Linked DNA regions of Homo sapiens: region 1 is linked to region 2. The links are chromatin contacts, found by Hi-C or POLR2A ChIA-PET in ENCODE. All regions are on one chromosome and are shown on one strand. The core of a region is the stretch at or near the end of the contact, and the rest is flanking DNA. Distances in the headings are between cores, read along the strand shown.

Region 1 (4,026 bases), core at 339-2,838, 190 kb before region 2:
TATTATATCCCAGGCACCATGATAGGCACTGGGAAAGAGTAGTAAACCAAAAAATGAGATTCTTTCATGGAGCTTACCTTTGGCTGAGAAAAACAAACCAGAATCTTGTAGGGTTAATAAGTAAGAGTATTTTAGATGGTAGTAAGTGACATAAAGTAGGTAACATGTAATAGATAACTACTGGAACGGTATTGGGGGAAGTAAGTAACATAGGATAAGGTGGTCCAGGAAGCCCCCAGAGGAGTTGTTACTTGGACTAAGATCTGGGTGATAATGAGGACAGAGCCAAGCAAAGGTCAATGGGAAGAATGTCCCCATGACAGAGGGAATTGACGTGTATAAGCAGTGACATGGAAAAGAGCTTGGAACTGCATTCATGACAATACAATAGCAATATGTACATGGTTAGAGAGGTACCAAAAGAAATTGCGTCAATTTATATTATTAGTAGCATGGGGAAAATGCAAGTGGAAAAATAATCTCTGGTTTTTCCATAGGAGAGTGATTATAGTGGAAATTAGATCCAGAAAAAGCTCTCATATCATGGCCTTCATTCATAATGCAATTGAAAAATTGTGTTTGGGGAAATTCTGGAAACAAATGCCCCCAAAACTCATCAATGCCTTTCTATCATCATTTAGTACTAGGAGGGGGGTGCCAAGAAGATGTCTACTGAATTGCTAAAGCAATAAATTGAGGAGATAATCTTTTTCATGGTTGGTATGCTCAGGGGGAATAGGTCCAGCAGATAAAATGATAACTAGATTTAGTTGACAATTTGCTTTGAGTAAAATGTCGAGCTTGTAAATAATTTTAAAATAGCCTGTCATTCAATTGTGGTGTGTCCTTTAAGAAATTTTAATCGATGGAAAACACATTTCTCAAACACAGCTTCTAACCCCTGTGAAACCAGCTATTGGTTTAAACAAAAAGCTGTGACACAATCAGATCTGTGTGTGCAGTAGCTTACTAAGGAGAGTGAATTGAACTACAACCCCAGAATTTCATATTATAACAATATTCTGCAACCTAAGAATTAGCTATTGAGATGACATGTGATGTGGAAACACACAACTTGTTCAGCCCTTTTTGCTCAAGGGCACTGAGAAGCTGAGGTTTCCATCCACTCATCAGAAACAATCAACATACACATAAACTTTTGGCTGCAAATGGATTGTCTGTTTGGTATCTTTGCCAAAAGCTCAGCATTATAGAGAAAAAGAAAGTGAAAGGGAGAGAAAGGTGGAGGGAGAGGAAAGATATAGCAACTGTCTGAAATTAGGGTCTAGTGTCACCTTGAGAAGATGAACTCAAGAATAAAAATTCTACTACAGAATTTGGGGGTGGGGGAATCTCTCCTCACTCCCACAACTATCAGTAATCTAAGCTAAAATCCCTTTCTACAGTGACATCCATGTCAAAATGGGGAAGAATAGTGATCATTCTAAATGTAACATGAGCAATTTGTCGCCTTTTCCAGGCCCACTGCTTCCCCACTGTGGGTGCTGCAGAGGCAGTGGCTTTTCTTCCTCTTTCCCCTCTTCAACCCTGCCCAAGGCTGCACTGCTGGGGCACACAGCCTGGTGGCCTCCTCTGACTAAGCTGTTATTTTCCTGAAGAACTTTTTATCAAAGGAAACCAATCATTGTCCAGCCCCTGGTGTCAGGAGATGCAGCAGCAAAACCCCAAGGGCAATAGAAAGCTCTGGTTTTTTTAGGTTGAAACTCCTGGAGAAGATGTCTTGGGTTGTTTGTTTGTTTGTTTGTTTCTTGCTTGGATCTGGAGAACATTCTCTCTCTTTTTTTTCAACATTGACATGGATTATAAAGATATCATCCCAAATTGCTAGCATGGCAAATAAACCAATACAATTAGAGAATAAGGACACCTCCTGAGCATTTAACTGAGGCTGGCTAGGTGTTTATTTTTAATGAATTGATTGTCATCGATTATCAAAACATATATGTATTGATTTTATCCCTTATATCTTGGAGGCTAAATAATCTGCAAAGCTATTAATCCTGGATAGATTTAAAGATAATAGATAATGATGCATTATTCATAAATGTTGTACAGCAGGATATCCATTATACAACTGTTACTCTCTAGCAATATCACTTTCACATACATCTGTTATTATTTTATTTAAGCCAGATTGTCAGAAATTTTAGGAATGCTAATTTTTAACATTCAGCTTTATAACGAAATATCAATTCCTTTTTTTTCAGTCTAATGCAACCATGGAGACTGTATGAAGATGTTGCTTCCCTACCTGCACCTCTGGCCCGATTTACACATAAGCACACTCACAAAGATATGTCTACAGGCTGCATGGCTCTGTTATTGACTACTGAATGGTTTCCAGGCTGTCTTTGTCTCAAGGTCAATCAGACTCAAGTTCCACTTTTTTTTTTCCTCTTGTAGGAAGATTTCTTTATTGGTAAGCTGATTTAAATTCCTTTGCAGATATTGAACCAAATCTGCTCAGGCTGCAGCCTCCTGGGACCTTTCACTCTGGGCTAAATATAAATAAATACCCATATAGGACAGCTTTTGATGAAACATTAAAGATCACTCTGGTTATATGGCTTCTAGATTTTCTATTTTCTGTATGAAAAACCCATGGCGGTAAAAAGAACCTTCGCCACGGAAAGGAATAGATTTGTAAATTGCTGCCTATGGACCTCCTGGGACTTAATGGCACAGGGCAAAGAAGCAGCTGAGCTTGGCAAAGGAAGCAAGATAAATAAAATTAGCCACCAAATCAGCTCCTTTAAAAATACCAGCTGTCAACTCCCTCCAGCGTTTATGAATTTGGGGGCATGTTACTGTCACATTGTGTCTCACCCAGGACCAAGCAGCATTGCTCTTTTCAACTGGGAAAGGGTCCCTAACTCCCCTCACAGGGAAAGCTAATGCAAAAATTTGCCCTTTCTCTTTCACTCTGTCTCCCTTGTCATGTGTGCAAGGAAGAAACCAATCCAGGCCAACCAAGAGTTATTGCTATAATGATTATACTTGTCATTGTTTGTTCTTAAACTATTCACCAAGTAATCCCTTTAAAGGGTAGGGCTACTGGCTTTAGAAAGTAAATTTGCTAATGGAGATGAGAGATAAGGCTGGAAGAGCAGAAATAAGAGAAGGGCAGGAATCCTGCAATCTTTGTGGGGTGCTTGTCTCTCTATTGTAGCTCCCCAATGGGATCCAGCCTCTGCAGCTTTGGGAAAGAGCCTTGTACTACTTGACCAGGCATTGAAACTGAGGTACAGCCTCCTTCACAGGTGGAGATGGGAGACACACAACAATTTTAAAAGCTAACCTTAGCCAGGCCCTGCACTAATTGCTTTGTAAGCATTATCTCACTGAATGCTCCAAACAACCCACCAAGATGGGTAATATTATAACCCCATTTTAAAAATGAGCAAATTGAGTAGTTAAGCAGTTTGCCCACCCTCCTGGAAGACGCACCATGTAGCCTTTTATGATGTATGAGGCACCCTGCTCTTGCTGGGACTCAAGGGTGACCAGCAAACCACAGACACATTCTGGAGCCAATCAGTTATGCCCAAGCTGAAAGCATGTGCTTCCAGGTGCATGTAGATTCTTCTGGCCCGGTGAGAAATCTCTAAGCATTGCTGCATTGCTGGGCAAGTCATCCAGCGAGAATCAGCTGGAATCACACAGATCACATGGAGACCCTGGGGAAAAAAACACTGGGACAACTCCTTCTCCTTGTGTCTATTTGCAGCCAGGGGGAAGAACCGGAATGGGATCAGACACAGACTAACCATTTTAATCTTAATTTGCACCTAACTATGTACATCCTTTGGCTGGAGGCCAGGAGAATTTCCTGTTACAGTTTATAGAAGCAAAATCATTAAGTATATCTCTTATGTTGCTGTTGATTCTAAGGAAAAAAAAAGAAATCTTACAAAGCTCAGTCCATGGTTGGCACATAAAGACCATGTGTTGGCTCATTAAAATAGTAATTTTTTGTTATTGTTTATTTTTTAAAACACATGAAGC
Region 2 (4,160 bases), core at 859-3,358:
CACAGGAAGGGTTTTGTTGTTGTTGCTATTGGTTTTGTTTTTTTTTTTTGTAAATTAACTTTACAAGCATCCTGCAGCGTTTTCAAATTGTAAACTGCTGTTTCCTAGTTCATAGACTCGTAGAACCCCAGAGCCAGGCTTAGAGCACGTCCAATCTGTTCCTCTGATTTACAGCTGTGATAACTGAGGCCCAGAGAGGTGAATGACTGCTCAAGTCAAACATCTCATCCATCTCAGCATTGGATCTCAAGTTTCTGCCTCCAGACCCCCTGTCCTGCAGGACCTTTTGGCTTTGCTGTCCTTATTTCTCTTCTTCTGATCCCTCATCTGCTCCTTCCTTTGCTGATCATTAGAACAGGAAGAGGGATAAGGGGCAGCTGCCTAAGGTAAGGCAGACGCTTGACCTCTATCACAAACCCTGATCTCATCCTTCAGGTCCTCTTTGCAGTCTGGAAGGGAGAGGAAAACAGGAGGAGAGAGTGGAAACCAAGAAAGTATCCAAGAGGAAGAGATAAGGAAAAAACGGCATGGGGAGAGGTTTTTGTGTCTACCTGCTCAGATACCAGGAGAAGTGAATAAATGCCTCCCCTACAGCTCTCCTGCCCTCCTCCCACAACTGTGAAACTAAAGTCTTAATGAGAATTGATCCAGCAAACAAATAGATCCAAAGGGGTAATAGGACTGATATGGATCTTTCATGGGAAATTGGATGTATCATGGGAAATAAGGAGTCATAGAAAATTATGAATGAAAAATAAGCATAATCAATATACGATTAGAGATGCAAGGGGAGTGGGTAATGATTCCAAGGCACTGACTGCTTTGTTTCACATCATGATGCTCATCACAGGAACCTATGTGCTCCAGACTGGGCCATGCAATTATGACCAACATGCTAGCTCCCTATGCTGACTGGCTGGACTGAATTAATTACTTTTATTATTATTATTATTATTATCTTAAGGAGACAAGGTCTGGCTCTATTGCCCAGGCTGGAGTGCAGATCTGGTGTGATCTCAGCTCACTGCAACTCCACCTGCCAGGTTCAAGCCAACCTCCCGCCTCAGCCTCCCAAGTAGTTAGGAATACAGGAGTGCACCACTGCTCCCGGCTAATTTTTGCATTTTTGTAGAGACAGGGTTTCACCATGTTGCCCAGGCTGGTCTCTAACTCATGGGCTCAAGAGATCTGCTTACTTCAGCCTCCCAAAGTGCTGAGATTACAGGCATGAGCCACCATGCCCGGCCTGAATTAGTTACTTCTTCAGCTTCCTCGTCTTCTAGCTAAAAACCAAGATCACACCTTCAAATGCTATGATTTCACATTTACATTCTGCTCTTTTTCTTTCTGTCACGTGATCCTATCTTTAAATTTGGGAAGGATGGGGAGAGAAGGCTGTTGAGAGATGTTGCATGAACATTCATCATACAAGCCCATGAACCTGAGAGAGAATTCAGCAAGAAAAGTGAGACCAATAGGTTTGTGTGGAGCCTTCCTGTGTGGGCCACGCTGGGTTGGCCACGCTTTCCTTTGTTGCAGATGACACCTGGCTAGTGTCCTGTCTAGGATCCCAAATTCTAACTAGGTTTCCTCCTTCATGAACTGTTGGGTTTTAGTTAATGATTCACCCCTTCAAACACTCAGTTCTGACCCAGGACTGACTCAAGGCTTCCCAAGTCCCTGCTCGCAAATAACAGAATTCTTTGGAAATAAGCTCTTTTAAGAAAGTCTGTCCTCGCACTGCAATCTGAAACGTAGCAATTCGGCCTCTCCGGCCATCTTCATCTGTGTGTTTCTTGCATACAGAATTAAACTGGAAGGTCAGAGCCATTGTCTGTCTCTAGATCCGATTTCTTGCTTCGTAGTCTGGCGGGGAAGTGCTTTAATCTGGTATATTTACATTAGTCCTACTAACACATTTCCAAGTTCTCCAGCTGCCATGCTACGTGAACCAGGTCAAGTCTGGGAGGGAGAGGTTTGCTTTTCCTTCCTGTGACCTCAGGACTGATTTAATTAAACATCTCCTCCAGCCCCGATTTATAGTCTGAAAAGTGTTCTCACAGAGGCCCTTCGATGTGCTCTGCTTTTCAATTAGCTGAAATGCAATAAGTTAAATCGAAACACCATTCTGAGTGTCTGCTGCCACCCTGAGAGCAGTTGCAACAAGCGCATTCGTCTCTGAGCATTTAACTGCAAAGGGTTTAGATAAATGAGTGGTGGTTTCCTTTGGTAACTTAGCACGGTTCTGTAAGACAGATGAGAGGATTGCTGAGTTCCTCCCTGAGCTCCTGGGGGCTGCCAAGCTATCTCCCTGGATTCCCACTGTGAGGAGGAAATAACCTTTTAAATCTTATTTTATAAACACAAATTCTTTTTCTTTAAGATTAAAAATAAGAAAACCCATTTAACACATGGGGTAGGGGGGCTGAGGAAGTGAAGGGGAAAAAAGGAAAAAGGATGTCACAGTGGAACTGTCCTAAGCCTGTCCCTGGTGGCTTTTTGTTTTACCATCAGGCATCAGATGTCCTCCCCAGTTTGACAATCCTGACCCCCCAACCTGCCACCTAGGAATGAATGAAACCAAATTTCCCATAGGAAATGCTCTCTGCTAGTCTCTCAAAGGCTTCAGCCTCAAAATGAAATCTGACAAAAGAAACAAATTAGATTAAACTGCAGCGCTAAGGGCTTTGGATTGCTCAGATAAAAGAATCTACAGAGAGTTGTTAGGACTGAGCACAATCATCTTCTGCAACTTGGAGAAAAAATCTGAAGTCTTCCTTCCTACAGCTGTTCTTGCTGGCCATGGTGCAGTTTTTTTTTATCATCATCTAAAGGCAATAAACAGATGGTGGGAGATGGAAGGGCTCACGAAGGACCACAACCCGCGTGCCCACAGAAGCCGGGCAAGTAATATATGTGGACAAAACTGATCAGTGAGGATTTTTATGTGAGCTCTCCAGATTTTTAAATGTTGACAACTCATTCAATTAAAAAAAAAAAGAGTCCACCACTGTTACCGCAATGTTTACTGAGCACTTTCTATGTGCCAGGCACCTTATGAAATCCATTATAAAGTGCATCCTCACAACAGCACAGTGAGAGGCAGATGCTGTTATTACCTTCAGTTCATCTATGGGGAAAAGCAAATCTCGAAGTGGCAGAAGCAGCCCCTGCCCACAGCTGGGGCCCTGTTTCTATTTACTACCCTAGACTGCTTACCAGTTCTGTAGATGGCCGGGCGCGGTGGCTCACGCCTATAATCCCAGCACTTCGGGAGGCCGAGGCAGGTGGATCACGAGGCCAAGAGATCGAGACCATCCTGGCCAACATGGTGAAACCTCGTCTCTACTAAAAATACAAAAATTAGTTGGGCATGGTGGCGGGCGCCTGTAATCCCAGCTACTCAGGAGGCTGAGGCAGGAGAATCACCTGAACCCGGGAGGCGGAGGTTGCAGTGAGCCAAGATCGCACCACTGCACTGCAGCCTGGGCGACAGAGCAAGACTCCAGGGGAAAAAAAAAGTTCCGTAGACAAAGAAATTGATGCTCACTGGGATTCATGTGGCCAGAATCATAATAATAGTCGGGTGATTTTTTTTTTTTTCAAAGTAAGTAAACTACAGAAACGGAGCGTAGAGCGTAAAGAAGACATGCTGGAAAAGACAGAGAAATATAAGAAAAATATGTGTCATTGTTCCACGATATTTAGCCTTGTCCTAATGGTTGCGCAGACGAAGAGATTAGAGTTTTTATTTTAAAAACTGTGAATTTAAGCATCAATGATGCTGTTTCTATGATCATTCCCTGTGATTGAAACCAAATGGTGAAACAGCCTCACGAAAATGTCTGAGGTTCAAATGCAGTCGCCATTCTGTGTTTGTGTAGACAATGCTGCCCTCTCGTGGCTAACTTCTGAATAGAATTATTTTGTGATTAAAATCAGAACATTTTTACGTTCTCTATTTTCCCGAAGTATTCTGTAGAATGTTGCATCCATTTGCATCGCATATGTGATAATAAGTACATTACTTACATAGCACAACACCTTTGCATATTTTATATCTAATTTGGGATCGAGTTTGTATTATTTTTGCGATTGTTTTATAGGGCACTGGAAGAAATGAATGGAAAAAAATTATGATGCTACTGGGCTCCTGAACT

Evidence for each region. Hi-C counts contacts between places; a loop is a spot of excess contacts on that map. ChIA-PET counts read pairs that join two places held with the same protein, here RNA polymerase II (POLR2A). Pooled maps may share reads with other maps.
Region 1: a map of heart left ventricle shows a loop between it and region 2 (2.7-fold over the local background). The contact joins two enhancer-like sites. A Hi-C loop is called at or near these places in 1 of 168 maps with a recorded cell type or tissue (heart left ventricle), 2 of 37 single-sample maps with no recorded cell type and 9 of 50 pooled maps. POLR2A ChIA-PET finds 5 or more read pairs at or near these places in 1 of 52 experiments (H1).

Annotation. Positions count from the first base shown.
Region 1 is chr2:207,281,988-207,286,013 of GRCh38, forward strand. No RefSeq gene overlaps it. Among named protein-coding and RNA genes, the nearest start is that of MIR1302-4, 15 kb to the left of the region's middle. RefSeq lists a silencer at 3,466-3,525. Within about 2 kb of position 1,589, at least 6 of the 41 ENCODE cell types and tissues checked have a DNase peak (open chromatin) inside an H3K27ac peak, as active enhancers do.
Region 2 is chr2:207,471,188-207,475,347 of GRCh38, forward strand. No RefSeq gene overlaps it. Among named protein-coding and RNA genes, the nearest start is that of CREB1, 57 kb to the right of the region's middle. Within about 2 kb of position 2,109, at least 5 of the 41 ENCODE cell types and tissues checked have a DNase peak (open chromatin) inside an H3K27ac peak, as active enhancers do.